Linked DNA regions of Mus musculus: all the other regions are linked to region 1. The links are chromatin loops, found by intact Hi-C in ENCODE. Cell type or tissue: left cerebral cortex. All regions are shown on one strand. Links, peaks and the distances in the headings refer to the core of each region. The heading gives the core; the rest is flanking DNA.

The links. Hi-C counts contacts between places; a loop is a spot of excess contacts. Peaks named below come from ENCODE experiments on the same cell type or tissue, not always from the same donor. Only the 100,000 strongest peaks of a DNase experiment are listed, where the experiment ranks them.
Region 2: a loop joins it to region 1, with 9 times the contacts of the local background. A loop is called at or near these places in 23 of 42 quality-filtered maps.
Region 3: a loop joins it to region 1, with 4 times the contacts of the local background. A loop is called at or near these places in 5 of 42 quality-filtered maps.

The regions. Positions count from the first base shown.
Region 1 is chr14:69,020,270-69,031,187 of GRCm38, forward strand. It overlaps Gm41192 (a long non-coding RNA gene), which reads right to left and starts at 10,221. Exons shown (of 4, transcript XR_003951016.1): 1 at 9,927-10,221; 2 at 9,613-9,731; 3 at 4,161-4,259. Stc1 (stanniocalcin 1) reads left to right here and starts at 9,020. Exons shown (of 4, transcript NM_009285.3): 1 at 9,020-9,238. The coding sequence starts at 9,121. In left cerebral cortex, for the core only: CTCF peaks have their summits at 4,107 (motif pointing left) and 8,522; DNase peaks (open chromatin) are centred at 4,105, 4,631, 5,416, 5,741 and 2 more places; H3K4me3 peaks cover 335 bases; H3K27ac peaks cover 225 bases.
Region 2 is chr14:68,729,815-68,740,732 of GRCm38, forward strand. It overlaps the pseudogene Gm46476. Among named protein-coding and RNA genes, the nearest start is that of Gm31281, 70 kb to the right of the region's middle. In left cerebral cortex, for the core only: a CTCF peak has its summit at 6,134 (motif pointing right); a DNase peak (open chromatin) is centred at 6,139.
Region 3 is chr14:68,967,699-68,978,616 of GRCm38, forward strand. No RefSeq gene overlaps it. Among named protein-coding and RNA genes, the nearest start is that of Stc1, 56 kb to the right of the region's middle. In left cerebral cortex, for the core only: no CTCF peak of the experiment used is centred there; DNase peaks (open chromatin) are centred at 5,119, 6,118 and 6,981; H3K27ac peaks cover 970 bases.

The DNA of each region.
Region 1 (10,918 bases), core at 901-8,900:
AAATGAAGAAAATACCTAATTAAAAAAAAAGTTGAGTAATAAAAAATAATACAAGCCACACTCTGTCACTAGATCAGTTTCTGAATCCAGTTAGTTTACCCAGCCATGGTTAGGCAGGAAATCCTTTATTCCCATCTTCCCAGGCAATCTATGTGTACACTTACTATACTTTGTATTTCTCATCACTGAATAAATTTCTTTTGGCAATAGCTACTAGATACTGCAGCAAAGCCCACCTCTTCCTCAGTAAGCTGACTCCTCCCGGTGAAAAGCCATGGGGGCACTTATTTTGCAGCTAGTGGCTTCCCCATTGACCTTCTTAAAGGAGCTGGAGCTCTCTGAATTCTCTCCACATGGGTGGCTAATGGCCCAACTTCAGGAGTCTGGGGAGGGACTCTAGAGGGACTAGAGGATAATCCTGTGGCTTGAAAAAACTCTTCAGAAGAGATGGCATTTCTTTGAAAAGATATGCTCACACAACACAAAGGTGAACAAGCTCAGAGCCTTGGCCATCGAGAACAGCCTGTGTGGAAACCAAAGGCAACGGAGGTTTCCAGGGAAATGACTCTACCCACCCATACCTTCCAGGGTCATCTGGAAAGACACTGGGCTGGTGAGTGAGCCTCAGCTGTCAGTCTGCTTCTGCACTACTTAGCAGGGAGAAACAAAAAACAAAAAAGACACAGACACAAAGAGACAGAGAGACTCCAACTTTTACAAAGGCTCATTCTTTCATTCAACCTATTTTTCAAACTTTATTCAACATCACACCAGGAACTACACTCCTCTCATTTCTTTTGTTTGATTTTAAGTGGAATGACTCATTTCTCATTGTCTCCCATAATCCAAAGTCTGCTGTAAGTGATTTCAACAGCAAATGAACACACACACACACACACGCACACGCACACGCACACGCACACGCACATGCGCACATGCACACGCGCACATGTACATGCTCACACACACACACACACACACACACACAAATGAGCATGTGCACGCATGGAGGTGAGATGCTGTCCTTCCTTTGTTAACAGTGAAGAATGACTACCTGAAGTTTGCACAAAAAGGAAAACAATGGAATTGTCTTTACATTTTGACAGGAGCATGCTTCTAATGCCTCATTGTCTTTTTTACTTTTTTGAGCTAAATTTTCCTATCTTAGTGACTCTATTGATGGTGTTTTTTTCCCTGAAAGGAAGGATTTCACAAGTTACTCTAAAATCTTCCCATCTCCCTTCCTCCCTCTTCTCCTCCTCTTCCTTCTCCTCATTTTCCTCTTCCTCTTCCCCACTGCCTGTGACTGTCACTGGAGAGTAGAGGATGACAAATTCTCAAAAATGCTGGCCTGAGCTGGTACAACCACTCTGGAAATCAGTCTGGTGGTTCCTCAGAAAACTGGACATAGTACTACTGTTAGATCCAGCAATACCTCTCCTGAGCATATACCCAGAAGATGTTCCAACTGGTAATAAGGACACATGCTCCAATATGTTCATGGCAGCCCTGTTTATGATAGCCAGAAACTGAAAAGAACCCAGATGTCCCTCAACAGAGGAATGGATACAGAAATTGTGGTACATTTACACAATGGAGTACTATTCAGCTATTAAAAACAATGAATTCATGAAATTCTTGGGCAAATGTATCTGGAGGATATCATCCTGAGTGAGGTAACCCAATCACAAAAGAAGTCACTTGATATGTACTCACTGATAAGTGGATATTAGCCCAGAAACCTAGAATACCCAAGATACAACTTCCAAAACACGAGAAAATCAAGAAGGAAGACCAATGCGTAGATACTTCATTCCTCCCTAGAATACAGACTAAAATATCCATGGAAGGAGTTGCAGAGACAAAGTTTGGAGCAAAGATGAAAGGATGGACCATCCAGAGACTGCCCCACATGGGGGTCCATCGCATAACCAGCGACCAAACCCAGACACTATTGCATACGCCAGCAAGATTTTGCTGAAGGGACCCTGATATAGCTGTCTCCTGTGAGGCTTTGCCAGTGCCTGGCAAATACAGAAGTGGATGCTCACAGTCATTTATAGGATGGAACACAGGGCCTCCAATGGAGGAGCTAGAGAAAGTACCCAAGGAGCTGAAAGGGGTCTGCGACCCTACAGGTGGAACAACAATATGAACTAACCAGCGCCCCTCAGAGCTCATGTCTCTAGCTGCATATGCAGCAGAAGATGGCCTAGTCGGCCATCGTTGGAAAGAGAGGCCCCTTGGTCTAGCAAACTTTATATGCCCCAGTACAGGTGAACTCCAAGGCCAGGAAGTGGGAGTGAGTGGGTAGGGGAGCAGGGTGGGGGGAGGGTATAGGGGACTTTTGGGATATCATTTGAAATGTAAATGAAGAAAATATCTAATAAAAAATGTGAGAAGAAAAAAAAATGCTGGCCTAAAGGCCAGAACATGTTTCCTCTGCACTTGGATTTCCATTTGTCCCACTAAATGTCACTTCGGTTCATTTTACAGGGGCCGCAAGAGTTCATTTTCCAAATGGCTGACAGGAAATGTTTTCCGTGGTAGCAAATCAATTGGCATTTGGTGAGCACTTATTGCTACCATGATAAAATCCCTACTGTGTGAGATCTCCCTGGGCAATCTGAACTCTGTTACTCTAATAGAGTAATTGGTAGAGCAATCAAGAGATACCAATCCACCCTTAAGGCTCATCTTGATCCAGCCATGGCTGTATCTTAATCGAACTCTCACCGAACGTATTAAACGCGGCTTGATCTAAACCACCTCTTAGCAGGATTTGTGAACATCAACCTTTGCTCTCTTCACCTGGCTCTTCTGCTTACAAGTCTAACAGACCTCCCCACCTCACCCTCTAAATACACACATACACACACACACACACACACACACACACACACACACACACACCTCCTTTCTTGGCCAATAAACTAGCAATAATAGACGTGTCTAGCACTCAGAAATGGCTGCAAGACACTCCTTTGTATCTGGACAGCATTTTGCAAATGGCAAGCTGGCTTGAGGCTAGGGATGTCAGAATGACATTTCAACCCAGGTTGAGGGAGAGGACATTTCTTTCATTTCTATTTCACAGCCTCTTGACATCCTCAGCGAGCCCTGCCCTGTGTGATCCACAGCTTCGCTCTAGGCATATGCTGCTTTGTGCTCTGGGCTGAGCATTTGTGACTTTCCCCACAACTCCACTTCTTTTCAAACATGAACAGTATGTGAGACAGCCCCATTCCTGGGGTGTTCTAAATGGACTCCTGCACTCAGCAAAATACAAACCCCTTTATTTTAAAGTCACTGGAGGGCACACGACTGTGCCCCCTGGCTGCTTCCTACACCACCACCACCACCACCCGTGGAAAACATCTAAGGTACTAAAAGATGACAGAAATACCACGACAAGCCTCCAATAGAAATGGCTAGAAGAAAAAATGCCAAGCAGAGAAATGAGTGAGAAACAGGCCCTGTTTTACCTTCGAAATGGGAGACCAGTGCTCACTCTCATCTTGATCTTAGAAACTCCTTAGTAAATAAAAGAATTTAAGCATCTTCATGTGATATCTAATACATCCCCTTCAACTGACCTACACAGTGTGAACATAGGGATGGAGAAAAACACTTAGACTTGCCTAAGACTTCTTTCTCTGCCTGGGAGACAGCACTGGAATGGTATATGTTGTGAAACTTACAAGCACATAGACTATAAGTTCACTGTGGGTCTTAGGTCTCAGGACCACAGATGGTCCTCAAGAGATAAACACACCTCCCTCCCCAGGAAGCATTCACAGGGCCTGAAACAATAGCCAATCAAACAGAGCCAAGGCTCATAGCCTTTTATTTTCTTTTTCTTTCTTCTCTCTCTCTTTCTCTCTCTCTCTCTCTCTCTCTCTCTCTCTCTCTCTCTCTCTCTCTCTCCCTCTCTCTCTCTCTCTGTCTCTCTCTGTCTCTCTCTCTCCTCTCTCTCTCCTTCCCTCCCGCCCTCCTTCCCTCCCTCCCTCCCTCCTTCTCTCTCTATCCCACTCTCTCTCATTTAAGAAACAGCTCCACAGTGTCAGTTGCCTTGAGCGCCCTCATGTGTCTCAACAGAGGAATGTCACCCAAGGTCTTCTAATTGGTGCTTCTTGAAGGACAAGTTGGATGACACACACCTCTTCAGGCTTGCTTCAGGGACTTCTTAGTAGACTGAAGATTCACTAGACTCTGAGGAGCATATCCTCCATGACACTGAGCGACATCACAGTGTAGATCTGGAGGAATGAGAAGAGGAGGGATACCAATTTCACCTTGTCTACTCTGGTTTAAGCCCATCGCGTCATTTTGTCTTTTTCTCTTTTCCTCCCCCTGTCTTGACTCGCTGCACCTTGAAGGGCAGGGATCCAAGCACGAATACTTTCTCTACCACTGTGGTGGCCTTGCTGCTATAACAAGCAGATCTCAGCCTTTCCTCATCCACAGCAAAGTGAGAGAATGCCATGTTTCTTCTCTAGTATGTTCTCTTTGGGTCTCAGTCTCCTCTTTTCTCCCAGCTAACATGTCTCTGCATCCATGCCTGGTGTATAAGAGAGAGTCATCCAGTAAATGATAAACAAATCCAAGCCTATATGTTGTGTTCCAATCCACTTGCCTTATAGCATTTCCAGAAAATACTTACAACATACATCTCTTAGCAACCAGCTTTGGGATTCCTGGAGCACAGAAAAGGCAGAATAAATCTGCATTCTCCATTATTGCTGTCCAGAACTGGGTGCATAGTAGCCATCCATAAGCCAGACAGGGCGGGGGTAGAGGGTGTGGCAAGTAAAGAAACAGGTACATAAAATGAGTTTGCCATCTTAATGTATTTTCTTGTCTTGCTGCTCCCATCCTTGGTAGAGTTTAAAGTATATGCAAGAACCAAATTCACTTGGGAATTTATGGTCTACATGAAAGCCCTGCATCTTTATAGGAAAAATAAATAAAAAAGAGGAAAACTATTTTCCCCTCATCTTCCTCCTTCCATTTTCCCATCTTATCTCCAGGTTAGGAGAACATGAATCAACAATGTAGTAGAAAACACACAGGCCGAGAATCGCCAGAGAAAAGTGATCCAGCCTTGGTCAGTATGTCAGACCAACCTTGCCGGGCTTTGAATCCAGTTAACAGAAAATTCACCAAGAAACACATCATCCTGGGCTCCTCTCACCAAAAAGGCAAAAAGCTGTTCCCTGCTTAGCTTAATGCTAGCCAAAGCCAACAAAGCCTTAGAGATTTTTGGCTTAATCTTCTCCCTGAACTCAAGCCAGCGCCTCCACGAGTGCAGCCAGGGCATCGTCACCCAGCCCTTGCTGTTGGCAACTCTCTCTCATGCTTCTTAGCACTTTCTTGGCTTAGGGGCAATAGCAGAGGTACCTTCTCCTCCCATCCACTGCCCCCACAGGCACCTCCAACTGTGTAGCTTGGCTTTGGAAGGTTCCCCACCCACTGAAAGTATAGTCAAGACTTTTGTTAGGTAATCTACAACCCTAGCCGAATGCCAGAAAACGCCTGCCTTATGGAAATGCTAGATATTTCTTGCAATTAAAAAACTCCTAGCCAAAAATAAGTCAGGAAACGTCTGATGTACATGGCTTACCTAACTTGAAAAGGGGTCTTTTCCAAGAACATCCTCAGGTTGGTTCCTAAGATTCATTTATTCAAAGCACCTCTTATATCAATCCTCCTGCCTTTCTTCCTGTCACCATAGCAATCTCAGCAACCCAAATGCTTATGAAGCTCCTACCTTTCTTTTGCAAGCTGCTGCCTGGATGCTGACAAGCTCTTCCCCAAGCATAACCTTCCTGTTAAAGAGCCCTAATGCCTCCTGTTATAAGATAAAACTCAAACTCTGAAAACCAACCTCCAGATTCTTCTGTATTCTCTCAAACCCCAGGGGAAAGTTGCAAAAGAACTCATCTATCAATCGACACAGGGTTTCTAGACCCACCATCTCAAAGTCTAGCACACAGCACAGTGATGGTAGATGTTCAGATGCGCTCAAATTATGGGCTTCTGGGAAGGAACTTGGCTTTGAGTACTCATGTCTGCCATCAACTTCCTCCCTTGACATCCTTGAGTACAGAGGCACCTGTGCACTTCCCTTACACACTAGTATGGCTGATCATCATTGTATTTCCTCGATTGTTTGCCTTTCATCGTGAAACACTTGGCACAATTAGCAACTAACCTTTGGATATATAGCTGTTAATAAGCATAATAAGTGAAAAGTTAATGTCATACACACATGCACATACACACACACACACACACACACACTTCCTGATAGTTATAGGACATTGTGTTCTGGTAAGAGCTTCAGAGAACTGGGAAAAGAAACTGGATTGTCAGAGGAAAGCAATCACCCTTCCAAGCTAGTGGACCAGCCAGAGGTCAAGTGTAGATCCTTGAACAGTGCACAATGACTAGGGAAGCAGAGACTGCTGAGGAATGGAAGTCTAGACCTTCTGGTAAACCTTGCACCTATGCTCTTCTGCCTTCTTTGAAAGGTAACACTGCATGATCTAGTCTGCAATGCCATATATGCTCTATTCCTGCATAAAACCATCAACAATCGACCTCAGAGATTCCCAGAGTAAGAATTTCATGAAACACAAGCTGGCATCACTTCCCTCCCCCACCCCCCTAATTTAAATGCTCACTTCTTGTAGGTCTTTCCAGGAAACCTCCCTCAAATCTCTAGCTGTCTCTCAGGCAAAGTTCTAGATTTTGAACTTGTAGAAGGTGTCCCAAGGTTGGTCATCTTCCCAACTAAATTTCAGATGCCCCAGGTTAGAATCATGATTGCTTTCTAGACACTCTCACTTTTATAATTCCTGACATACCATGCAGTACTCGAATTAGTACTGGAGAAACGACAATACCATTAATGAACAAAGGCTGCAATGGGCAAATTAAGTAGTTTATACATTCAATCAATCAAAAGATGAGATTAACTAACTGAAACATGAAATTACATGGAATTTTCCAATTTTTAATATATTTTCTGTCTTTTATTTTTTCAAGCCTTGTCGTAGCAAACATCCCTGCTTTTTCTAACAATCTTTTTTTTTTAAGAATGAGCTATAAGTCACCTTAAGCAAACCTACTTGCTGCACACATACACACACACACACACACACACACACACAGAGAGAGAGAGAGAGAGAGAGAGAGAGAGAGAGAGAGACACTCAAAGACAGACCTGATTCTGGATGTGATTTGTAATAACAGAATTATTTTTTTTAAGTTTTCATGCGAAGTTTCAGGACTGAACCTGAAGCCACTGGCTCTGTTTCTTTTCAAGCCCATGCTGTCCCAGTCCACAGAACAACCAGAGACCCTTTTGTACTTACCTCCTGAAAAATGTTCGATGTTTTATTGTTAATCCTTTTGCCTCACCCCACCCTTTAATGACCACCTTCCTACCCTGAGAAGTCCTCTCAAGGATCATTAACCTCCTTCATAACTTAAGGACAAGCCTTCCTGTTGCCCACACTCCACTTATAAGAAAATAGGAGCTACTCTACTGGGCATGATTTGTGATTCCACTATAATTTTCCCATTAAGTCTCCAGTTTATCAGTCTCCTCTCCTACACATTCTGGTCTTTCCCTACCCTTTCTTCCCAGTCCCGCCCCCTGCCTCTTCCCCAACCCCCAAGAAGTGAACTGGTTTACCCAGCAGGTTTAGTCTTGCTTTGACCAGCTCATTGTTTCAATGTGATTACGATGCTGCCGGGCTTGAATCCACAGTTTATTAATTTCCAGGCATTTGCCATGTCCCTCTGTGGAGTGTCGTGTGAGGAGTAGTTGTGCGTGTGTGCACAGACAGTAACCAACACTCCTAGGATTGGCAGAGCCTCTGGTGACTAAGAAAACACTGTTGGTGGTGATCCAGGACTAGGGATGTAGCCAGTTAATAGAGCGCGCGGGCCAGTGTGCATGAAGCTGTGGGCTCAATCCCCAGAACCACACAGTGACAGATGTCTGTTATTTCAGGGTGGAAAGATGGAGGCAGGAGGACAGGAGTTCAAGGTCACCCTCAGCTAGACATCAAGTTCAGCCTGGGCTGCATGATGTTTCAGGTGAATCATATTATTTTAGAGGTGTATGGAATAAGATTTGAGAAGTGGAAGAGCAAGGTGAAAGGACGTGGCCAAGGTCATAGATTTAATACCTAGGAGAGCTGAGGGAAAAGCTGAGAGCTAGAGCTACCCAACCTCCGTTCACTGGGCTCATGCACAGGCATACAGCCTTCTGCCATGGCTCACATAGCAGTAAGAATTCAGGGTGTCCACAGATCTCAGCAAGGAATTATAGCTGCATACTGTAAGTGAACGCGCAAATGCAAAAAAAAAAAAAAAAAAAAAATGATGTTGAGCTCTTACAGAGAACAGCCTGCTAAAATTAGAGAGTTGCTATAGTGTGATTAAATTCAAATCTGCATCACATCTCCCTACCAAGCATCCAACATGCATTCCTCCTAGTGGCTCATTTAAAAAAAAAATTAAAGATGAATTTCACAAGTACCTTGAAGGGCTTTTCAAGTGATTTTCCTTTTGGCTTGATCAATACAGAGTTATCACTTCAGCGTGTGAAAATAGCTTTTCCACACAATCCCTGTGCACACAGCCACACGCACACACATATAAATCATTGGCAGCAGGTACTTTCAATTTGCTGGAAAATATTTCTAAGAAGTCAAAAAGCTCCAGCTGAATAAGCGTGCCTGCCTATTGGCTAAACGGACCAGTTGAAGGATCTGATTGGTCCCTGATCCTGAGGACCGATAAGACGGCTATAAAATCCCTGGGTGCAGCTCTTGGGCCCCCAGTTTGCAAAAGCCAGAGGTGCAAGAAGCAGCAGCAGCAGCAACAGCAGCAGCAGCAGCCGCCTGCCAGCCAGCCAGCCACACACACACACACACACACACACACACACACACACACACACACACACAGACAAATTCTTCCTCAAATCCTCACCTAAGCTTTCAGTATATCCAGATCCACATCTTCACTCAAGCCGGGAGAGGGAAAGAGGAAAGGGGGGGAGGAAAAAAAAAAGCCAACAACTTAGCGGAAACTTCTCAGAGAATGCTCCAAAACTCAGCAGTGATTCTGGCGCTGGTCATCAGTGCAGCTGCAGCGCACGAGGCGGAACAAAATGATTCTGTGAGCCCCAGAAAATCCCGGGTGGCGGCTCAAAATTCAGGTAAGCAAGAAAACCCAGGACCGGTTTCTCCCCCCAAAGATCTGTCCTCATTTGCCTCTCTCACTTTTGCATGTGTCTCTGTGACGGCTGATCTCAGTAATAAATGTGCTTCATGCCTGGTGATAATGAACTGCCAGTGTAATCCTATAGCCTTAGGAAGTGGAGTTCCTTTGTTTAATAAATTGCATGCAACTAACGAAGAAGCTGGGCGCTCTGCTGAGGGTATTTCATTGCATAAGCCTAGCCTGATTGCCTGAAATCTGGCACGTACCCTCTTGTTGGGGGGAGGGGGCGGGGAAAGGCTTGAATGTTGGCACGCCTCACAGCGGCTCTCTCTACTCCACAAGCTTGTGTTAAGGTAATGAGTGGCTTACCTGCTGCCATGCCTCTCCCTGCTCCTTTAAGACCTTGTAACTTGACTTCTCTACCTCTCCAGACAGCACACAGACAAGCCCCCTCCTCACACTGATTTGTGGAACCATAATCCTCAAGTCTGAAAAAAAGAAATTTTTTTCAGGGCGCATTCAGAAAAGGGGTGGGAGGACCTACACACCCCGTTCCCTATAAGCCTGCCTGTCTCCTTCCTCGCTCTCAGAGGCTCCATTCAATCGCCCATGCAGCCCGTGGTCCCTAGAAGGAAGTGCATTTGTAAAACGAAGCATTTCTTTCTCCATGGGGAAGGTCTTACTTTCCGCCCGACTCCCGCACCAGTTAACTGTATATGGTCCTGGCCTCCGGAGGCAAAGAAGCATTAGGACCCCTATGTCCCTTGACTTCTAGATCCTCGCAAACTCCTCTCCCCAACTGTTAACAGAGATGGGACCCCGCAGGTGTCAAAATGCTGCAGATGCTCCCCCTTGGAAGAGCGCAGGTCCCTGCCAGAGGAGGCCTTTTGCCTGGCTTCCTTTTGTACTTAGTTGCTATAGCGATGCCGTGATTCACAATTCGAGCTTGCCTAAAACAATAGCAGCCCTAATGCATATTAAAACTGCTTAAAGCAAAGTTATAATTTGAACCCGTGGAAATATATAATTAGGGAAATGACTTGTAACATCCCAGAGGCTGCGGGTGGTGGGAGGGGGGGCGGGGAAGCCTAACCTAACCAAACCATGCTTTTGATCTGGGAGGAGAATCCTACGGTATGAAGGCTACAGATCATTGCTTGCCGAGCTGCCTGCCAGAACACCCCTCCTTCTGTGGGAGAGAAATTACTTTTATGGCAGATCTTATCCAGAATGCAGAAAACCCGGTGCAAGTTCTTTGCGGTTTTCTTCCAGCCTTTCACAAGGAGTGCCTTGAACCCGTCACTCCACACCTGTGTTTCTCCTTTTTTGAAAAGAAGCCTTTTTAATATGAGAGATTATTCATACCTCTAAGCGCTGGACGGTGGTTGGGGGGCTGGGTGGATACAAAGGGCTCAGATTCCTTGTCTGCCAGTGCCTTCATGGGTTAAAAGCTCTCTTTGGGAAGGGTCTCCCTCCAAATGGACTCAGCAAATTATTCTCTGCCATTTGGGTTAAAATACCATGCTTTTTACTCTAGACTGCATTTTTCAGAGGGCAGATAGATTCTCTCTGGTCCTCCCCCAACTCCATCATGAGCCTGACCTTCAGTCACTGCCTACAGCCTACCCAAGCTCTCAAGTTCCAAGGGACAGCCTTTGATTCCTGTCACCAACAG
Region 2 (10,918 bases), core at 1,962-9,961, 290 kb before region 1:
TGGGTATTTTTAAAATTCCATCTCATATACATGGCATCCTGCTTTATAGTATGCTCTTTAGTTTTATATGGACTCGTTACTTTTAAGATCTGCTGACTGTTGTGTTATTTTCAGCTCTACTCACTTACTACATCTTCCTAACTGCTCCCTCAGTGGTAGGCATCTTCATCATTTTGAATACCCATAAACACTGCTGCAGTAAATACCAATGGGGATATGAGTTCTGGGATTGCATGTCTCAGAGCAGGAGTCTTGGCTCCTAAGGAGTAGATGGATTTAATTAGACTAAGATACCAGTTATATAAAGAACTGTGCTTTGTTCATATCCTTCCCTCAACTTTTCTCCTTCCTGCTCCATTTTCCTGCCACTAGGGCCTAATGGTCCGCTTATATTTTCATTTCCCTTCCCTTCCCCCCCCCCTTTCCTGCTTATAACACATTGTTTATCCAGGCATCACATGACAGAAAATATAATACGATGCATTTCGTCCCATTTACTCTCTCTATTCCTTTTTTAGGAGACTTATCTTTCCCTCCACCTCCATGTTTCATGCACACACACACACACACACACACACACGTACATAGACTTAAACTTAAATATCACATATAATAGAAAACATGCAATATTTGTATCTCCAAGCTTAAATTAATTTAACATAATAATTTCTAATTTCATCCTGTTTTTTTTTTTTCAAATAACATCACTTCCTTTTTCATTTCAGCTGAATAAAATTCCACAGTATTCATATGTCACATTTTCTTTCTCTGGTCTTCTGTCAACATAATGAGCATCTAGACTTGGCTTCATATCTTAGCTGTACACGGATGTGCAGTTATCTCTGTGCTATGCTGACCTTCGGACCTTCAGGGTCACACTGGGAAGTTGCAGAGGTGGGTAGTTTGTACATTGTTGATGACTCTGCAAACTGGATTTCAGTGTGGCTTGTCAATTTATATTTATACCGGACATATGTAAAGATTATGATAGCTTTAATTTTCCTAGCCTAATGCTTGGCTGAGTTTCTATAAGAGTTCCATCCAAAAGCCATCTGGTCCAGTGCATTATTTGCTCTGAGCAGGAACTAATCCTCATTCATGTGCTTTACAAGAACTTGTGTGGCGATCCCTACCTTCTTCAAACAAGACATCTTTCACATATCTTTTGGATATTCAGGGCTTACAAACTCTACATGCTACATTCAAGTGAAGATTTTACTTCAAGACAAAGTCATCATAGCAAGAAAAGACAAAACACACACATCAGAATTTCAAAATATTACAGATAGTTGAAACTCCCATGGATTCTGCCTCCACACAGGACCACGCTGTGTGTATGGTCTGAACCACAAAGATCTATGCAAGGGATCATGGCATTAAAGGTTGACCTAACAAACTTCCATCGGATCTTTCTGTCAGAGCATATTTATCAGAGCTACCAATAAAAAAAGAGAAACTTTGGAAATTGCTGGGGATAGTTCATTGCCTAAACAGCACACCATAAATGTCACTGACCTTGTCTTACTCAAGAGTCAAAAGCATTCAAACCTCCATACAGCCTCAAAGGTTAAAGCATTGTGCTTACATTCTAGCTTTTATAAACTCCATTCCTGCATTTGCCTTCTAATTCTTGGCCATAGCAGGCTAAATCTAAATTCCTTGGTGATGCCCCTTCTTTTATACGTTTTACATATTTGCAAAACAAAATAAACCACAACTACTAAGGTCATCTGTATCTCTGTATCACTAAAGAGATGTGAATACATCTTTAACGAAACATTTTGTTTATTGGCAATTCTGGAAGATTTCAGTGCAAACTTCTCTGCAACCCCCCATCAGCCTAGCAAGCATGTTATTACGTCTGCCCCTGCAATGGGCACCTCAGGAAGGGTGCTTGTGGATCAATTCAGTAGAATAAGCAAGTCACAGTTAAGGACATGTGGAGTCTCTACTGTCATCAGTTTTAGATGCTCCTGCCTTTGCTGATTATCAATATTATCATGAGTTTAGTTTCTAAAAACATCTCATTGAAGAAACCTCATTAACAACCGTGTGAGTTGAGATGAGCTGGATAGAAGCTGAATTTGTGATCTGACAAGATGGCCAGGCTGTCTCCGGGATCATCAAGGAGACCCAAGAATCAGTTCCTGGCATTATAGCAGAACCAGATGAAAACAACACCCATGATTTTCCTATGGTCATTGCTAGCCCCAGGATTCCCCCATTTGAGGGAGGGACATTTAAACTTGAACTATTGCTTCTAGAAGAATACCCAATGAAAGCACCTAAAGTATGGTTCGTGAAGAACATTTATCATCTTAATGTCAACAAGTTTGGAAGAATATTCAGATAATTTTGAAAGGTAGGCGGTTCCCTGCACTGCAGATCCGCACAGTTCAGCTCTCAGTTCAGGCTTTCTTAAGTGTTCCTAATCCAGGTGATCTATCAGTAAATGATGTAACTGAGCTGTGGAAGATCAATGAAGCCCAAGCATAGAAACAGCGAGAGCATGGGTAGGCTTTATGGCATGAGGAATATTTAAGTTGCTCAGATCACCAAGTGTGCATCACTTCTTCTTCTTTTTTCATTTATTTTTTATTAGATATTTTCTTTATATACATTTCAAATGCTATCCCAAAAGTTCCCTATACCCTCCCTCCGCCATGCTCCCCTACCCACCCACTCCCACTTCTTGGCCCTGGCATTACCCTGTACTGAGGCATATAAAGTTTGCAATACCAAGGGGCCTGTTTTCCCAATGATGGCTGACTAGGCCATCTTCTGATACATATGCAGCTAGAGACACGAGCTCTGAGGGTACTGGTTAGTTCATATTGTTGTTCCACCTATAGGGTTGTAGACCCCTTCAGCTCCTTGGGTGCTTTCTCTAGCTTCTCCATTGGGGCACCCAATGTGCATCACTTCTGCTCTACCAAGATGTCTTCCTTTTGTTGTTTGCATTTAAACACCATCTAAGAAACAAAACAGATTAAAATCCCAGGCACCGTCATTTTTGGTGATTACACACACATTTGCAAATCTCTGCCTTGTCCTGGTTTGCTATTGTAAAGCATGAGCAGAGACTGGAAGTACCATCCGGGTTGTTGAGAGACATTTAAAAGCAGTGACTCTCTGCTTTAACTCATTTCCCCATTATGGTCTAAGTGCAAGGCTCTGTGAATGGAGGTAGTTGTCAGGGTTAGGTGCCAGGGGTATGGGTGGTTTTATTTTTTTAAATGGGGAAATTAGTTTTATTTTAATTTTATGGTATCTTTCTTCCTCCCCATGCTTATGAGATCTAACTGCAGTGGAGCAAAGCAATTCGTCAGTTTTTAGTATATGTTTAGTATATGTTCTTTAGTGTATGTTCTCTATCCACGTACAACTTTAGATGCGATAGATGGATGGGCTTGGTTGTCTGAACTGAAATGGGAATATTAAAGAAGCGTCACAACTCTCCCTAATAACATTGCGACTTCACTGCCAAGTGTAGATTCTCTGTACCCCCTTACAAAGATAGAACAAGCAGAGGAGGAGGGAGAAGAGGAAAGTCTGTGACCATTTTGTATGGCTTGTCTAGAAACTTCTGTAAATCTTATGTTTTAGTAAAACATTTTTTTGTTATTCAAAAAGTAATTTCAAATACAAATTCTGTTAATATTACAAAAGAATCCAAGGTTGCAACAGTATTCCTTGACCTTTCCAGAGACCTAAATGAATACCTGAAGGGCCAAGCCTCTGTCAATTGCCCAAGACACTTGTGAAAGTAGCTACCCACTGTATATTACACCACAAGGCATCATTGGCATAGATCTTTGGTGAGTCTTATTTTAATGAAATGTCCATTCTTCCTTCCAGTGTAAAAACAAATTAAGCTAAATAGACTTCTTTATTTAAATAACTTCCCTGTTGGGTACACCTCTATCTTTATTTATGCATCAGGGCCTGATGTTTAAGAAGTACATAGTTAAGTTGTTGTTGTTATTGGGGAATTTCCGTTCATTCAAAGAGATCTTAAGAATCTAATAATCCTTCCCTGCACTCTGCCACCAGGATACAGGGCATGTTCTGGAGCATCCATTACTTTCATATGAAGGTGCATTCTGCAGTTTTCTGTCTGTTTAGTAACATGCCCTTCCCCATTTGTGTTCCCTAGTGGACTGGTATACTACCTATAGGGCATGCTTGTCTGCTTTCCCAAGGCTGTTTGTCTATCTGATCTTCTAAATTACCTTCCCTTTATTCATTAATAAAGTCCCATTTAATGGGCTAATAACTGTTTCTTTACAATGTTTTTCTGTATCTTACTGAAGGAATGTTTTTGTTGTTTAGTTTAGCAAACCTCTACCTTGTCCTGGTTTGCTATTGTAAAGCATGAACAGTGACTGGATGTCCCATCTGGGTTGTTGAGAGACACTGAAAAGCCGTGACTCTCTGCTTTGACTCATTCCCCATCATGTTGAGTTTTACACTAAATGTTCTGCTAACATAAAGTAATTGTTGACTACAATTTGGGTTCCTATCTTGGACTCACAATGGTGGATTTCTGGGGACAAGAATACAGTTAATAGGGATATTAGTAAGTCCAAAATTGAGTTGAAGAATCTTCTTCATAAATTTAAACTTCATAGAATATGGTGCTTTTGAACCCATGCCAAAATAGATTCTTTGGTTAAATGATACAGAAATGTATAAACAGGAATCATAAACTTTAATAATTTTCTGTTTTAGGTCTCTTCAATGTTAGGAAAAAGTTGCTTCAGGCATTAGATAAACATATCCAAATCCAGAAAAAAACTCTAAACAGAGAAAGACCTTTGGCTGTACATCTACTTGCCACCTGTATAGGTGGGCCCAGATCAGATTAGCCTAGTAGAGCCTGGAGATGCATTTAGTCTCTGAGGTTTCTGTGATGAATAGGACGGTTTTAAGGCACAGTTCAACCCTCTGAGGGAGATAGCTGTATCCATCTTTTCTTCTCAAATCCCACGGAATGAAAGTTTGATGTCTGTTCATGGTTCACTTTATGAATTCTGAAGTCCAACCCCAGAGTGAATTGAAGATGGGTCCAAGTCCCCTCTAAATCCAGACAAAGACCTTAATGGACATGGCCACTGCCTATCCCACTACCCTCTTGAAGTTCATAAAAATTTTCACAACAACTTAGAAGTCAAGTTTCTTTCATCCTGCTTTATTTTATTAGATATTTACTTTATTTACATTTCAAATGTTGTCCCCTTTCCTGGTTTTCTCTCTGAAAACTCCCTCTCCCTCCCCTCCCTCTTCTCACCAACCCACCCACACCTACTTTCTGGCCCTGGCATTCCCCTACACTGGGGCATAGAACCTTCATAGGACCAAGGGCCTCTCCTCCCATTGATGATTGACTAGGCCATCCTCTGCTACATATGCAGCTAGAGCTATGATTCTCACCACTTTCTGGTTGGTGATTTAGTCCCTGGGAGCTCTGGGGGTACTGGTTAGTTTATATTGCTGCTCCTCCTATGGGGATGCTAACCCCTTCAGCTCCTTGGATCCTTTCTCTAGCTTCTTCATTGGGGACCCTGTGTTCAGTCCAATGATAGGCTTCTAGGATCCACCTCTGTATTTGTCAGGCACTTCATCCTGCTTTCTTTTTTTCCATTTTTTATTAGGTATTTAGCTCATTTACATTTCCAATTCTATACCAAAAGTCACCCATACCCACCCACCCCCACTCCCCTACCCACCCACTCCCCCTTTTTGGCCCTGGCTTTCCCCTGTACTGGGGCATATAAAGTTTGCGTGTCCAATGGGCCTCTCTTTGCAGTGATGGCCGACTAGGCCATCTTTGATACATATGCAGCTAGAGTCAAGAGCTCCGGGGTACTGGTTAGTTCATAATGTTGTTCCACCTATAGGGTTGCAGATCCCTTTAGCTCCTTGGGTACTTTCTCTAGCTCCTCCATTGGGAGCCCTGTGATCCATCCTTTAGCTGACTGTGAGCATCCACTTCTGTGTTTGCTAGGCCCCGGCATAGTCTCACAAGAGACAGCTACATCTGGGTCCTTTCGATAAAATCTTGCTAGTGTATGCCCATTTCCCAAACCAGTTGCTAAGCTTCTTCCCACAAATCCTAGCTGTGGCCACTGGGTGGCACTAAAAGACTTCTATCTGAAACTCCTGTCTGCTTTAGCTGCAAGTAGCTAAAATCTCCCCAAAAAGTCCATCAGTCAATTCAGGCAGGGATTATCAGTGTCCAGGATGGATCAGTTTGGCTCAGAGCACATACAGGAGGACCTTATGTTACAAAGTAAAGACCTGCACATTAGAACTGTAATTAAAGAGATTTTTCTAGATGCTTTCCAGAGTACCTAACATAGTTGCAAATTAGTCACATGAATGGAGCCAGAGAAATCTATAGATTTCCTCTCCAGAATGTTTAGTTAAATAGGGGAGGAGCAGCCAAACCCCTTTATGTTAATGCATTTGAATAAGGAGAGACTCACCATTTGGGCATCATTGAGACTGAAGAGATGAAATAAGGGATGAAGCACTGGCCACATACAATTTGCACAAGTTTCCCCTTGGAAGCCTCATATCACTTGTGACTGACTTCACTTCATCCTGCTAAGGTAATTACAATGCCCATTAATACTTAGTTTGTAAGTTTAAGTAGGAGTAGCAATCTGAGAAGGCTTATGCCCCACAATTTAATAAGCTATTTCACCCTTACCAATGAAAATGCCCCCAGTCCTGGCAGAAGACTCTGAAGGGAGAGAGTCCAAGAGGCTCTCAAACCCATTAGAGTCAGAAGTTTTTTGGTTGATGTAGGTGCTGAAGCCATGTTAGCCTCTTCTTTTGTGTAAAATTGCAGATGTTTAATCCATGAAGTCTAAGACTGCTGTGGTCTTTTTATAATCGCAAGTTAACACACTCTCAATAATATTTATAACAACTAGAGAAAGCACCCAAGGGACTAAAGGGAACTGCAACCCTATAGGTGGAACAACAATATGAACTAAGCAGTACCCCGGAGCTCTTGTCTCTAACTGCATATGTATCAAAAGATGGCCTAGTCGGCCATCACTGCAAAGAGAGGCCCATTGGACTTGCAAACTTTATATGCCCCAGTACAGGGGAAAGCCAGGGCCAAAAAGGGGGAGTGGGTGGGTAGGGGAGTGGGGGTGGGTGGGTATGGGTGACTTTTGGTATAGCATTGGAAATGTAAATGAGCTAAATACCTAATAAAAAATGAAAAAAATAATATTTATAACAATAATATTTGTCATCTCCTCTCTCTCTCCCTATCATTTTTAGTCAACCCTAAAAATACATTTTATCTGACTATATGAGTTGCCTCACTTCTTCAAAAACACCTCATCTTTTCCCCTGTCATCATATCCACTGCAAGGGGACTCAGCAAGGCTGTCTCCCCATTAGCACAGGTGGTCAAGGCATGCACAGGTACGCACAAACCAAGTGACCAGTTTGAACCAGAAAGCTAAACAAGTCACCTTGGGGAGAAAGGCCTGTCAACCTTGGTGGTCATCTCTAGCCCTTATGCCCATCATCTACAGCCATCCTGACCGGCGTCCTCAGCACTTCGGTAGCTGTGGAATATTCCAAATGATATCAGAAAAGTTCCTACTCCGAAGTTATGAGTCAAGTAGACTTACTTTTATGAATAATATCAGAGGTGGAGTTTGCCTCAAAACATAATTCTAAAAGCAGCAAAGCAACTTGGGACTGCAGAAGAACCTAACTCCCATTTCAAAATGGATCTGAGAGATAAATGTAAAAGCATCTTCAACTCAAAGCTTAACCCCTTAGCAACCAGCCTGATGGTAGAGCAAACAAGTGGGTTCCGTCTTTCATGAGCAGACCCAAGCCTTTGCATCCAGCTTATACAACTTCTGGACCAGACAGGAGCAGCTGCATACATACCCAGCTTTGGCTGACTCTCCTTACATTTTAATCTCTCTTGTTATCCATTTGGTGGCTCTCCCTCACCCTGAAAGGTCTACAGATACTTTTCTACCCATTAGCAGGTAGAATAATTCTGTTACCAGAGAATAGGTGTGGGGAGTCAGAAGCCTGCTAAAAGCAATGTGCTCATCCCCTAACCTGTTCCTTCATCTTTCTCCTAAAGGATACCTTAGTTAGTATTTAAATGACATAAAATATGTGATCTCAACCGTCCCAACTGAAGAGCTAACTGCGTGGTATTTCTTTGTTTGGGTGTTTGGTATCCAGACCACTATGAGCATACTCTCTCTGTCCCCTCTCCCTCTCCCTCTCCCTCTCCCTCTCCCTCTCCCTCTCCCTCTCCCTCTCCCTCTCCCTCTCCCTCTCCCTCTCCCTCTCCCTCTCCCTCTCCCTCTCCCTCTCCCTCTCCCTCTCCCTCTCCCTCTCCCTCTCCCTTCTCCCTCTCCCTCTCCCTCTCCCTCTCCCTCTCCCTCTCCCTCTCTCCTCTCCCTCTCCCCTTTCCCTTTCCCTCTCTCCTCTCCCTCTCCCCTCTCTCTCTCCCCTCTCCCTCTCCCCTCTCCCTCTCCCCTCTCCCTCTCCCCTCTCCCTTCTCCCTTCTCCCCTCTCTCCCTTCTCCCCTCTCTCCCTTCTCCCCTCTCCCTCCCCCTCCCCCTCCCTCCCCCTCCCTCCCCCTCTCCCCCTCTCCCCCCTCCCCCCCTCTCTCTTCCTCCCTCCCACGTGCCTGTGATAAGGGCAGTGACCAAGGAGGCCAAAAGAGGACATCAGAAGTCCTGAAGACAGAAATACTTGCAATTACCAGGTGCCTAATGGGAATGCTGGGAACTGAACTCAAGTCCTCTGCAAAGAGCAGAAAGTGCTCTTAACCTCTCTCTGAGTGTGCTCTCAAGCTGGCTCTGTGGGATCTTATTTAAAGGAAAAGGGTGCAGTGCTTACTGAAGGTAAATGAAAATCCCAACCAACACTGGCATTGGCAAGACAGGCCCATTATGCAAATTTTCAAGTCCTTCTCTCTGTGTACCAGAAACTGATTGAGCCCCAGCTTTGACTCACAAGATAGATGCAAAGAATCTTGGGGGAAAAATTACTCTTCAAAGTTCTGTGGTGTGTTAACTAGTCAAGACCAGTTATCAAGCTGAGTGTGTTATTTGCAAAACATTAGTGAAGAATCTGATAGGTCACGTTTGGGGGATAGGGTTGGGAAGGGTGCTAAATACCATACCATAAATCCATAAGTACCACTGTTGTTGCCTTGAAGAAAAAACAAAAGGGCATTTTCAGTTCTTCTGTAAACCTGCTCTCTACATACAGCCTCATCACTAAACCTCAAGCCTGTATCCTTATTGAATTACCACACCATGGTTAAAAGTTGAAGTTATAAAAAGTAAAACTTGCCCGTGGTGGCACATGACTTTAATCCCAGCACTTGGGAGGCAGAGGCAGGTGGATTTCTGAGTTCGAAGCCAGTCTGGTTGTCTACAGAGTGAGTTCCAGGACAGCCAGGGCTATACAAAGAAACCCTGTCTCAAAAAAAAAAAAAAAAAAAAAAAAAACTAAAAAAAAAAAAAAAAGTAAAACATTGTTTTATGAGTGAGTATGTCTTTTCTTCCCCAGTTCTACAATGACTGAGTTCATTTGTTAACTGCTAACTTATTTATTGAGTGGAAGATTTAAAATGCTTTGATAGTAAATGAAAAGTATGGGTACCGATGTATTAGAAACAGTCACTACAAGGCCACAGTGTAAAAAACAGACTCTGTAATCATCATTCAAGAAATGCCTCCAGAAGTTTCTACCTAAAGGAATTTAGCATTTCTAGATTTCTTCTTAGGCTCTTATCACTCAAGCAGGGTCCCGAGAAGTACAGACTGATACCTAATTCAGTTGTTGAAGTGCCATGCTACTCAAAAACAATAACAAACAAACAAAAATACAGCAAAACAAAAACAAAAACAAAAACCAGCTAGACATGATGCATTATAGCAACGAATGATTTTAATTATCAGCAATTTTAGGCAGTAGGTACATGGGAACTTACTATAGTTATTTTTGTTCTAGACATTTTGTTGACTCTTTGAATATTTGCTATACCAAAAAAATTGAAACTTAATTTAAAATTAATCTATTATAAATCTGTAAGAATTATAACACCATTTGAAATAAGATTAAAAATGAGTACTGTTTTTATTAAAGCAACAATAGTTCAGGAAGTACTATTAAAGAAGATCTGTAAGAAAGTAATGCCAACTTTAGAAGGAATATGGTGGAGCAGAAGGGATTAGATGACCCCCTACTTGGCAAGACAAAAACCTGAAGACTAATTGCCCTCTGAACTCAGCAGAAATAAAACGAATACCAATCTGCTTTCTGGGAGATATCTAGCATGTGGGAACTATGAAGATAAGAAATTAACTGAAATTATTTTCTTATATCAAAATGTCTCAATGCTAAGGTTATAATTTCTCTCTAAAATACTGTTAATGGCACTTTAAGAAAATCACCCTCACATTCTTTAGTGGCACTGAGTAAATGGTCCACATTTATCAAAAATGGCATTTTTTTTCTCTGCACAGATATGTTCATGGAACAGATTTGTTTAAAACGATTATGTCTCCCCACCCTTCAAACATTCTTCTTAAGAGATTCGTGTCAGAGAGCCATCTTTCCTTCATGTCTATTTTTGTAATTTTCTAGGAGTTCAATTAAACATGCTTGTTCAAATTCAGTTAAATGTGCTAGTAAAAATTAGAAGTCATATAAAAAGTGTTCTTCCTGAGAAATCAATTTAGTTTTCTGTGGATGCTGACATTTGTGTGTGTGTGTGTGTGTGTGTGTGTGTGTGTGTGTGTGTGTGTGTGCATATGTGAATGTGGGCTTATGTGTACGTGTGTGTGTACGTGTGTGTACGTGTGTTGTGTTAATGAGGTGTCTTTTTCACTCACTCTCCTCCTTC
Region 3 (10,918 bases), core at 1,552-9,551, 52 kb before region 1:
CCTCTGCCATCCTCCTCCCCAGTGAAACAGGATCAGTAATGACTTTATGAGGTCACAGGTAGATATCTACAAACACAAGTATTACTAGAGCCCAAATGGTCCAGCAGCCTCTGCAATGAGCATTGCATCCACTGAGGGTGAGTGAACAGAGAGAGCTCATGCCTCCTGTTCTACTTTGAGTATGAAACTACTCACATGGTCTAGCAGGTTGGATGCTTGGTCTCCACATGGTGGCACTGTTTTGGGAGGTTCTGAAAACAATGGAAAGCAAGTCTAACTGGAAAAGAATGGTCAGTGGAGTATGAACTCAAAGATTAAACCTGGTCTTGGTCCTGTTCTTTCTCTACTTCTGGCCACCATGCAGGGACCAGGCTCCACCATGAACTCATATCACAATGATGTTCGGATTCACCACTGGTCCAGAAAAACGTGACCATGAGATTGGGCTGAAACCTCTGAATCTGTGAGCCTAAGATCAGTTCTTCTGTTTCTATTAGATATTTGCTCACAGTGATAAAAATACCTTTCTGGGTAATAAAACAAATACTGACCAATCAGGAAACATGATTTTTTATTAGATATTTTATTTATTTACATTTCAAATGTTATCCACTTTCCTGGTTTCCCCTTTAAAAACCCCCATCCCATCCTCCCTCCCCCTGCTCATCAACCCACCCACTCCTATTCCTGGTCCTGGCATTCCCATATACTGGGGCATAGAGCCTTCACAGGACCAAGGGCCTCTCCTCCCATTGATGATAGACTTGGCCATCCTCTGCTACATATGCAGCTAGAGCCATGTGTTTTCTTTGGTGGTTTAGTCTCAGGGAGCTCTGGGGATAGTGGTTAGTTCATATTGTTGTTCCTCCTATATGGCTACAAACCCCTTCAGCTCCTTGGGTACTTTCTCTAGCTCCTTCATTGGGGACCTTATGCTCAGTCCAATGGTTGGCTAAGAGCTTCCACCTCTGTATTTGTCAGGCACTGGCAGAGCCTCCCAAGATACAGCTATATCAGGCTCCTGCCAGCAAGCTCTTGTTGGCATCCACAATAGTGTCTGGGTTTGGTGGTTGTATATGGGATGGATTCCCAGGTGGGGCAGTCTCTGGATGGTCATTCCTTCAGTCTCTGCCCCACAGTTTGTCTCTGTAACTCCTTCCATGGGTATTTTGTTTTCCCTTCTAAGAAGGAACGAAGTATCCATGCTTTGGTCTTCCTTCTTCTTGACTTTCATGTGTTTTGTGAATTGCAAGACTTTTTAGAGAATGTGGAAAGCAAGACAATAGCATGGGTGACCAAAATACCCTACTGCACTATAACTCTATAGCAATTACAGAGAATCCTAGAGAAATGGAGAAAGAATTTACGATGTTTGACCAATACCCCTACAGTCTAGTTGACATTTTCAACCTATTGTTATTGCCCTTGGTTGCTCCTAGAGGTTGAAGTCCCTGTTTCTGAAGAGGCCATGTACTTCAGACACAGGACTCAGAAGATTCGAGTTAGATCTGACTTGAAGGCCTGAGGACTGCCTTTCATAGTACCAAAAGTGCTCAGCAAGCTGTCAAGGGAGGGGAGCAAACACGAGTTCTACCTAGCCTATGTGATGCCTGTGCACCACAGCAGTGACCAGCATGGCAACAGTGAAATCGTGGCACTCAGATCTTGGCAGTAACCAACAGCTGTATAATTTGACTTAAGGAGAGTTCAACATGAGAAAATCATGCCTGGTACTGGGAACCTAGCCAACTACCCAGCATTAGCAAGATCATAGATCTTATAGAGGTAATAGACTCTACTATTGCCCCATAAGCCAGTATAATTCCTAACTACATTCTAAATACTTATCCTTATACCCACAGAAGTGAATCTCTCACCCCTCATCAAAGCTACTCTTTGTAACTGATAGAGACCATTACATAAAACCATACCTAGGCTGAATCCAATCCTACCTATTGTGAGAACTGTTACAAAAAAAATGGCTACGTAAGTGCCTTAGGAACTCTATTTCTGTACAAATGTCATGACCAAGAAGCAAGTTTGGAAGGAAAGGGTTTATTCAGCTTATACTTCCCAGATTGCTGTTCATCACCAAAGGAAGTCAGAACTGAACTCAAGCAGGTCAGGAAGCGGGAGCTGATGCAGAGGCCATGGAGGGATGTAACCTATTGGCTTGCTACCCCTGGCTTGCTCAGCTTGCTCTCTTATAGAACCCAGGACTACCAGGCCATGGATGGCACCACCCACAATGGGTCCTTCCCCCTTGATCACTAATTGAGAAAATGCCTTACAGCTGGATCTCATGGAGGCATTTCCTCAAGGGAGGCTCCTTTCTCTATGATAACTCCAGCTCGTGTCAAGTTGACACACAAAACCAGCCAGTACAGCAAGTGTCTCTGTGGTGTGTTGAGTCCTTCAGGTCCTTTATAGTGTGTAATATTGCTTCTTCCTTCTGTCCACACTCAGACTATGCATACATATCCACTTTTTGTCTGCATGTATTGATTTGGGGAAGAGGAAGGCATGCTGGGACGTATGCCTTCTACCAAGTATATCAAAGTGATTCAAAAAAGATCCACTCCAGAGTGGATTCATGCAAGTATATCTACTCTGCAGAGAACAAATGCCATAGAAAAGAGAAATTTTGATGTTCAGCTTCCTTGTAGACAGAGGAGAGGGGCTAGAATACACAGTGCAAAGCCGACTCCAGCATAAACCATCTCAGAAAATGGATGAGAGTGGGTGGTGGCACCAGTGGATGAAGCCAGTCTACTCTACACATTGCTTAGTGACTGAACTCTTCCCTCCCTGCTGTATCATGGTTCACACACACACAGGTGAAATCACATTTTCTTTTTTTTTTCTTTCATCATATCTTTAATGAATTCTCTTTTTTTTAGAATTAATTTTTTTATTAGGTATTTTCCTCAGGAATTCAAGGCCCATACCTAACCATGATAAAAGCAATCTACAGCAAACCAGTAGCCAACATCAAAGTAAATGGTGAGAAGCTGGAAGAAATCCCACTAAAATCAGGGACTAGATAAGGCTGTCCACTCTCTCCCTACCTATTCAACATTGTACTTGAAATCCTAGCCAGAGCAATTAGACAACAAAAGGAGATCAAGGGGATACAAATTGGAAAAGAAGAAGTCAAAATATCAGTTTGCAGATGATATGATAGTATATATAAGTGACCCTAAAAATTCCACCAGAGAACTCCTAAGCCTGATAAACAGCTTCAATGAAGTGGCTGGATATAAAATTAACTCAAGCAAGTCATATTTTCTTTTTCATTGAAAATATGTTCTCTCATACAATACATCCCAACCACTGTTTCCCCTCTCTCCGTTCCTCTCAGCTTCCTTCTCTCCTCTTCCCCAAATCCATTCTTCCTCCTTCTCCCTTAAGAAAAGAATAGGCCTCCAAGAGATGACAGCCAAACAGGGCAAGGCAAAAGCCCTCATATCAAAGTTAGACAAGGTAACCTAACAGGAGGAAAAGAGTCCCAGGAGCAGACAAGAGTCAGAGACATGCTGCTCCCACTGTTAGGAGTCTCACTAAAGCACCAAGCTAACTAACAGCCACAATCTATAGGCGAGGACCTGGCACAGACCCATGCAGGCTCCATGCTTGCTGCTTCAGTCTCTGTTAGTCCATTGCGCCCTGCTTAGTTGATTCAGCGGGCCATGTTCTCTATCCCTTCTGACTCCTACAATCTTTCTGCTTCCTCTTCTATGGGATTCCTCAAGATCTGAGGGGAGGGACACAGTGGAGATCTCCAATTTAGACTCTCTCTCTCTCTCTCTCTCTCTCTCTCTCTCTCTCTCTCTCTCTCTCTCTCTTTCCCCCCAGGAGGAGGATGCATTTACTATTGCATGACACTCACTCACTGTGTAACAATGCTGAACCAGATGTCATGAAAACATTCAATGGGATAAAATGTAAGGACTTTGAAAGCATTTTTAAAAGCTTAGGAAAGGGGCCTTGTGAGATAGCTGAGCAGTTAAGAGGGCTTGCTGCTGCTCTTCCAGAGGACCCCAGTTTGATTGGTTCCCAGTACCCACATCAGGAGGCTCACACTCACTTATAACTCTGGTTTCAGAAGGTCTGATACCCACTTTGGCCTTCTGTGTGTACCCATATATGTGTGGCATATACACACAAATATGCAGTAAAAATAAAATAAAATAAAATAAATATTTGGTTGATTTTTTAAATTTAGATTTATTGTTGCTATTTTGTTGTTGTTGTATTTGCTGTTGTTTTGTTTTGCCAATTTGATACAAGCTAGAGTCATCTGAGAAATGAAAACTGTATTTGAATGACTGCTTCTCTCAGATTGTCCTGTAGGCACCTCTGTGGGAGAACTTTTTTTTTTTTTTTTTTTTTTTGTAGAAGGCATGAGGTCCTTGGGCTCACAGATAGCACTAAGGAAAGTAGGAATGTTAAACTTGTAGGATTTTCTTTTCAATGGAAGGATTTATACCTGTTTCCCACCCAGAAAAACTGGGAGTGGATGTAACTAATAACCTAGTGATTTTTTGCTATCTAGAGAGACAGGTCTTACTCAAATACCTTAGACTCCTGAGTGTTGATTCTCAGTCAATAGAATCCATTCTTATGAAAGAGGTCATAGTTTGTAAACGAATCTTACTATTATGCGTATCCCGGAGCCTTCCTCCATAGACCTTCATCCTGAGCACTGTTTCTCAGTCAATAGAGCCCATTCCTATAGAAGAGGTCACAGGAATTTTACAAAAAGACATGGACTTTGTAAAGGAGTTTTGATATGGCCCCGCCTTATACTTTATTTTGATAATTGTCACAAGGAGACCTTTTTTCCAAAGTTGTACTGTATTTAAATATGTCAAGAATAAACTGCTTTGGGTCAGACTCACGAAGCTTGTGCCAACACCAGCTGACTAAAATGGACTCTCTTCTTAAATCACATCTCTCATCCCTCTGCTGACTATAGCATTTGCAGCCCTCTACCCCCTCCCCATTTTTGATTAATGATTCATGTGGGAGAGGCAAGCCACTGTAGGTGATGCCACTTCTGGGCATTTATACCCAGGTGGTATAAAAAAGCTAGGTCAACCAGATCTGTAGAGCCAGCCTGTGATGAGCTTTCTTCATGGTCCCTGACTCTGCTCCTGTTTGACTTCCTGCTTGGCTTCCTTCAATGATGGACAGTTCCCTGGATGTGTAAGATGAAATCATCTCTTTCTTCCTCTAATTTCCTTTTTCTCATGCTATTTTATCATAGCAGCAGGAACATCTTTTTTTTTAAAAAAAGAAAAAGGATAAAATAGGTCATCAATGAAATTTGTTATTGCTACTTTTAGTGTAAGTTTGCAAAACCAGAATATTTCAATATCTAGAGATGAAATACAACATGATAACGAAGGAAACATCACTTTGTATTGGGCATCAGCTAGGGTGTCCTGCACAGACCATGTGAGATTTCACTTGGGGCATCAAGACAGGAACAGAATGTTACGTAACAGCAGAATTACTAAGCCTTCCTATAACTAAAACACCCATCCCTAAGGCCAGTCCTTTCCTTGGAAACCACTCATAACACAGTCCCTTATTATCTTTCTCTCTCCCAGTCAACTGTGCAAGTTCAGACTCAGTATCCCAACACATGCCAACCACACAGGCCTTTCTGTCCAGCCTTGCTCCAGCCCACTCAGTACTGACAAATTAACTGTCTTAATTAACTTTGGTCTGGGATTATCTAAGTCCTTCACCTAAAACCTTCAGCATTCCTCACGAATTACAGAATTGAATCCAAACCCTCTGGACACTGCAGGGAGTGCTGCAGCCTCCTAGTGTGGAGTTCGCTCATCCTTTCCCTGCCACCCTTGGATGAATCCAGCCAAAAACCTGCAAGCAAGCCAGCCTGTACAGGCTGGTTCACCTGCAACTGCCTGTGGCACGGAATAGCCTGAAGAAGGCTCTGAAAGAACATCCCCAGAAAAGCACAGGCACAAATGTAGCTTCTAAAATGAAGAAATGCAGGGAACGAGATCCAAATGTGTCCAAAAAGCAGGAGTTGATGTTCATATCGTCTCCAAGTGATGCTATTCTAGGCTGAACAAAAATGTCAGCGCTTGTCCTGGATCTCAGCCAATGTGTCTCCAGAGCCCTTGCTTTAGATATGTGGATATGCAAATATATGCAAACTGAAATAAAGAACTATTTATGGGTTAGGAAGTCAGGAAGACTGTTGTACAAATACCAAATCTGTTCGATTTCAGCAACAATCGAGAATGTTTAAATATGCACACGGCAGTATCAAGTTGGCAAAATTCTAAGTAATTTATCACCCACACTTGTCCCAGTTATGATTCACAGGCAAATGTGCAGACTGACGCAAGTTTCTTGGAGTTAGCTTTACAACCAGAATCAAAACCCTTTGAGTTGTGCTCTCAGAGTCTTTAATCATAAAAATTAAGTTATGAGTGTCCATAATTTTCACACCCAAAAATGTAACAACAAGGATATTTAGAAGAGAAATGTTTAGAAGAACAAAATTTTGAATATCAATTAAGAATCTCTAAAAGGTGAAATACGCAAATAATTTGGGATATGCCTGCATACAATATCTAGTGTGACCATATTGTAGAAGAATGTGAAGCCCTAAGAAGACATTGTGATATATTGCCAGAAAAATAAATGTGGAACTATTGTAACAGTATGATACTTCTAATAAAGTGTTTCAAAAGCTTAGGGATTAAAATAAAATATGATCAGTGGTCTTCTTCAGATGATCAGATTCAAGGGTTCTCCCCCTGTAATTTATATATATTTGCACTTATCAGTACTTTTCAAATTTTCTGCATGAAACACTTTGATAATGAGAAAGGCACAAAAAAAGAACTATAAATTAGTATAAAATTGCTTCTTTTCTATGGGGAGTGGTTTTGTACAAGAGTCCTCCAGTGCACTGTGGTGCCATCCAAGCTGTGAGTTATATAATTCCAATAAAGAAGCATAAGTACTTCCGAAAGTGCACAGATTGTGAAAACCCTCTCCCTCCCCAAGTGTAGGGAAGGAACAGGAGATACACGGCACTGGTGAAGACATGGCCCTCTTCACCGAACTCTCTGTTCTGTTTAAATGCACACACACACACACACACACACACAGAGAGAGAGAGAGAGAGAGAGAGAGAGAGAGAGAGAGAGGGAGGGAGAGAGAGAGAGAGGGAGAGAGGGAGAGAGAGAGAAAGAAAAAGAAGAGACAAGAAGAAACCCTCCATTCTGCAAAACCCTTTGTGAGAGTCATCTCAAAAAGAAAGGCTTCTTGTCTGGCAGCTAAAGCAACGTATCATCATCTGACTCTCAACAGTTAAATGAGAAAAGTAACCAGAGATGGGGAACAAGGCCAGCAAAAGGAATAATGGCTGACAAATAAAACAGCCACTAACTTCCTTCTCTAGGTCTCAAAGCTACTTATGTGAGTGTGGCTGATTAAATAGTCAACATCAAATTCAAAATTGCGTTGTAAGACAAAAAAAAGTGATATAGAAGGAAATTACAGATATTATGAAATGAAGCATAGACGGTGGATGTGTTCTCCCCGAGGGGAAGCTGCTCCTTGGCCAGACCTGAGTTCTCACATCCCTAGGTATTTGTCCTGTGCACATGTCTCTCCCTGGTCAGAGAGACCTTCTGGGGATGCTTGTGACCGACACTGACCAAGCTATGGCTTGTAGCTTTTTTGCTTTAATTCATTCACTGTTTCGCATGTAGCAGGTTCCAGTCAAATGCATGGTCCAGTTAATTTCTTGTGAAAATGTGAGAGACCAGAATGACCCTCCCTGTCAGTGCGCAAGAGTTAAAAAGGTTCCAGCAGAGTCTCACAATCAATATCTCACAACTGATTCAAGGATGCAGAGTAGCTCCTGCCTCCCACCCTCATCACCCAGAAAGCTTCCCCACCCAACGCTTGACGCAGTGGGGAAGGTCCTGGCAGCAAAAGCCATCCCAGGATAACATGGTGCAATTTATTAAACCTCTCCAAGCTTCTCATCTCTCGTCTATAAGTAGCCGCAGAATAACAGAAAGACTAATAAGCAACGTTGTGTGATAGAATCTAGCCCAGTCTCTGGTACCAAGTGCATAACTGTTCAGGTCACTTCCTTGCTCCCTCTTTCTCACTCATAATTCTTCATCTCAGAGGGAGACAGAGGTAGGATGGTTTCCCCAACGAGAGGTCGTCCCGATTGGTTTAAGTTCATAGTGAGTTAAAAGTTACCAATATTCAATGCTTCCTCTGGAACTGCTTCTACAAATAAGATAAAGCGGGGGCCAGTAAGATGGTTCAGCAGGTAAAGGCACTTACCTCCAAGTCTAAGAACGTGAGTTCAATTCCCAGGACTATTTATGGTAGAAAAAGCTGTGAATGAATACCCAGTGGCACCTGATACTCTTTAAGGGTCATCCTTGACAGCTTTGCACTTCCTGGGTCAAGAGCCCTGGGTCACAGCTATAAGTTGTCCTCACACTACCAGAGAGCTATAGCATACAAATACACAAATACACTAGTAGCAATAAAATAAATTTAAAATGTAAAAATGAAGAAAAAAACATTTAATTTCCGAAAGACAGTAAAAGAAGATGAAGAAGAGGGATTACAGCCAGGCAAAGCAACGTGAAGGTCGGAAATAGGTGGATTTCAAACTTAATCAATGACATCGCCCAGCGTTAGCTCTCAGACCACCAAAATTAGGTGAAATTAGATTCAGTGTTGTAGACAGTAGGAACATACACTGAAGTCTAACAGCTGTGTAGAATAAGTTCGAAAGTCAAAACTCCGGAAAGTCTAAGGAGCCCTGAGACCTGGCCAGGACCCACTCACACGAGTCCTGCAGAAGCAGCGCAGTAGCCTGTTTAGAGCTGTGCCAAAGGACAATCGACAGCTCGACATGTATCTTCTTCCCGCTACCAAAACTGGAGGACATTGGACAGCAGGTTGCTTCATGCTGGGAAGCCTCACTCCTCCCACCAGTAAATGAAGAGTACCAATGGGTCACCGATGCAAATCTGGGAGAGTGGCTGGCAGCACCCATCCCTGAGAACTAGGATGGGGATTATCTATGAATTAAAATGGCTACTGGGTAATGAGAGGCATTTCATACCTGGTCATAAGTTCCTCAGCTAAGGCAGGCCAGTGGAGAATTGAAAGATAATTGCGGGGGAGGGAGGGATTGTTCCAGAACAAAGACTCCTCTGCTCTGAGGAAAAGCCTAGCCTGGTGAATGCAGGGTCACAGCCACAGCACTGCCCAAATCTAGCAACTGCTTCTCATACAAAGCGATAGGACCACTGCAGTCCCTCCCTCCCTCTCGTCCCTTCCTCTTTCCCTCTCTCTCTCTCCTCCCTTCCTTTTGTCTGTCTCCTGTTGTTTTTGGTTTGGTTGAGTTCGGTTGGGTTTCAAGTCAAGAAAGAAGAAGGCTACCAAGCTGGGTACCATCTCCTAGGTACTTCCACGGGATCACATGTCTCTCTCTCAAAAAAAAAAAAGTTATTTTAAATGATGTAAGTGTGGAGGATTTGGAGCCCCAGAGATTAAATTTCTGCTGAAATGCACATGGTTTTGGAGGGGAGGAAATGAGCTCTTGACCCAGGGAGTGCAAAGCCTTCAGGGAAATGCTTCTAGGCCTGATAGAGAGAGTATCGGGTGCCACAAGCCATTCACGGCTCTCAGCAGATTGTAAGGTAGCAGGAGATCGCACCTGGCTGGGCAGGCCTGACTGGGGGTGGAGGAAGAAGAGAGACACCTGTCTCAGCCTGTCTCACATATACGTGCACACATTCCTAGGCCTGGGAACTTTTTTCCATCACAAAGGCATGTTTTATGACTATGTTTGTATTTTTTATGACTGAACAATCTCACATTCATCTAAGAGGAAGTGGGGACTAAGTGGCCTAGGAGATGTGACACCTGGGTCCTGCCAGCCTGGTCCCATTGGAGCTCAGATGACCCACTCAGTTTGCCACAAAATCCAGACATCTCCCTCTGCCCTGCCAGCCACCTGCTCTAAGGGCAACAGATAAAGTTTGTAAGGAGAATCTGGCTCTCCTCTGTCCTCTCTGAGCCCCAGTGTTCACAGATGTTAAGAGGCTCAACACAGTCTTCTCCCATAACACCCAAGGAGGTTCTTTATGAAGCATGGAGAACCATGAACATGTGACATTAACAGCCTTGTCATCAATGTTTCATTCACAGTCAGACACCCAAGGCTTTCACAATGTGTGTGTGTGTGTGTGTGTGTGTGTGTGTGTGTGTGTGAACAAAGATGTTTTTACATAGGACAGGAAGGTCTCAACAGATACAGCACTGTCACTGTCATCCTCAAATGCCTGCCATCCACGGAAGAAAAAAAAAAGTAAGTCCCTAACATAATAGATCAGTTAGTGACAGGGGATATCCCAGGCAAACTCATGGCTTAGGATCTTGAACAGTTAGACCAGAAAAACACCATGGAAGTATGAACTGTGATCGTGGAGAAGGCTCTATGAAGGACTTGTCATGTGAGTCCTCGGCAAAGAGCAGGAAGAGCCAGGAAGCAGTATAGAACTGGACCTGCCTTTGCCCTGTTGTCCTGTGCATCTGTAAGACCTCCACTAGAGCTGACACTGTGACCCACTCTTCTCTGTCACGGGACCAGTACTTGGTACACTTCTCACCACATCTCTTCTGATCACAAGAGGGCTACATGGTAGGGAAGTTTCCCCGACATCGGAAGGAAGGACGCTCAGTCAGAAAACCTCACCAGAATTAATAGAAGGAAATTCTGAAGGGAAGGCAAAAGTGAGGAAGGGGAAAGAGATGAACCCTGTGAGGTTCTGTGCATGGAGCAGGCAAACCCGAAAACTGTGTTCCTCAGCCAACACAGATAACA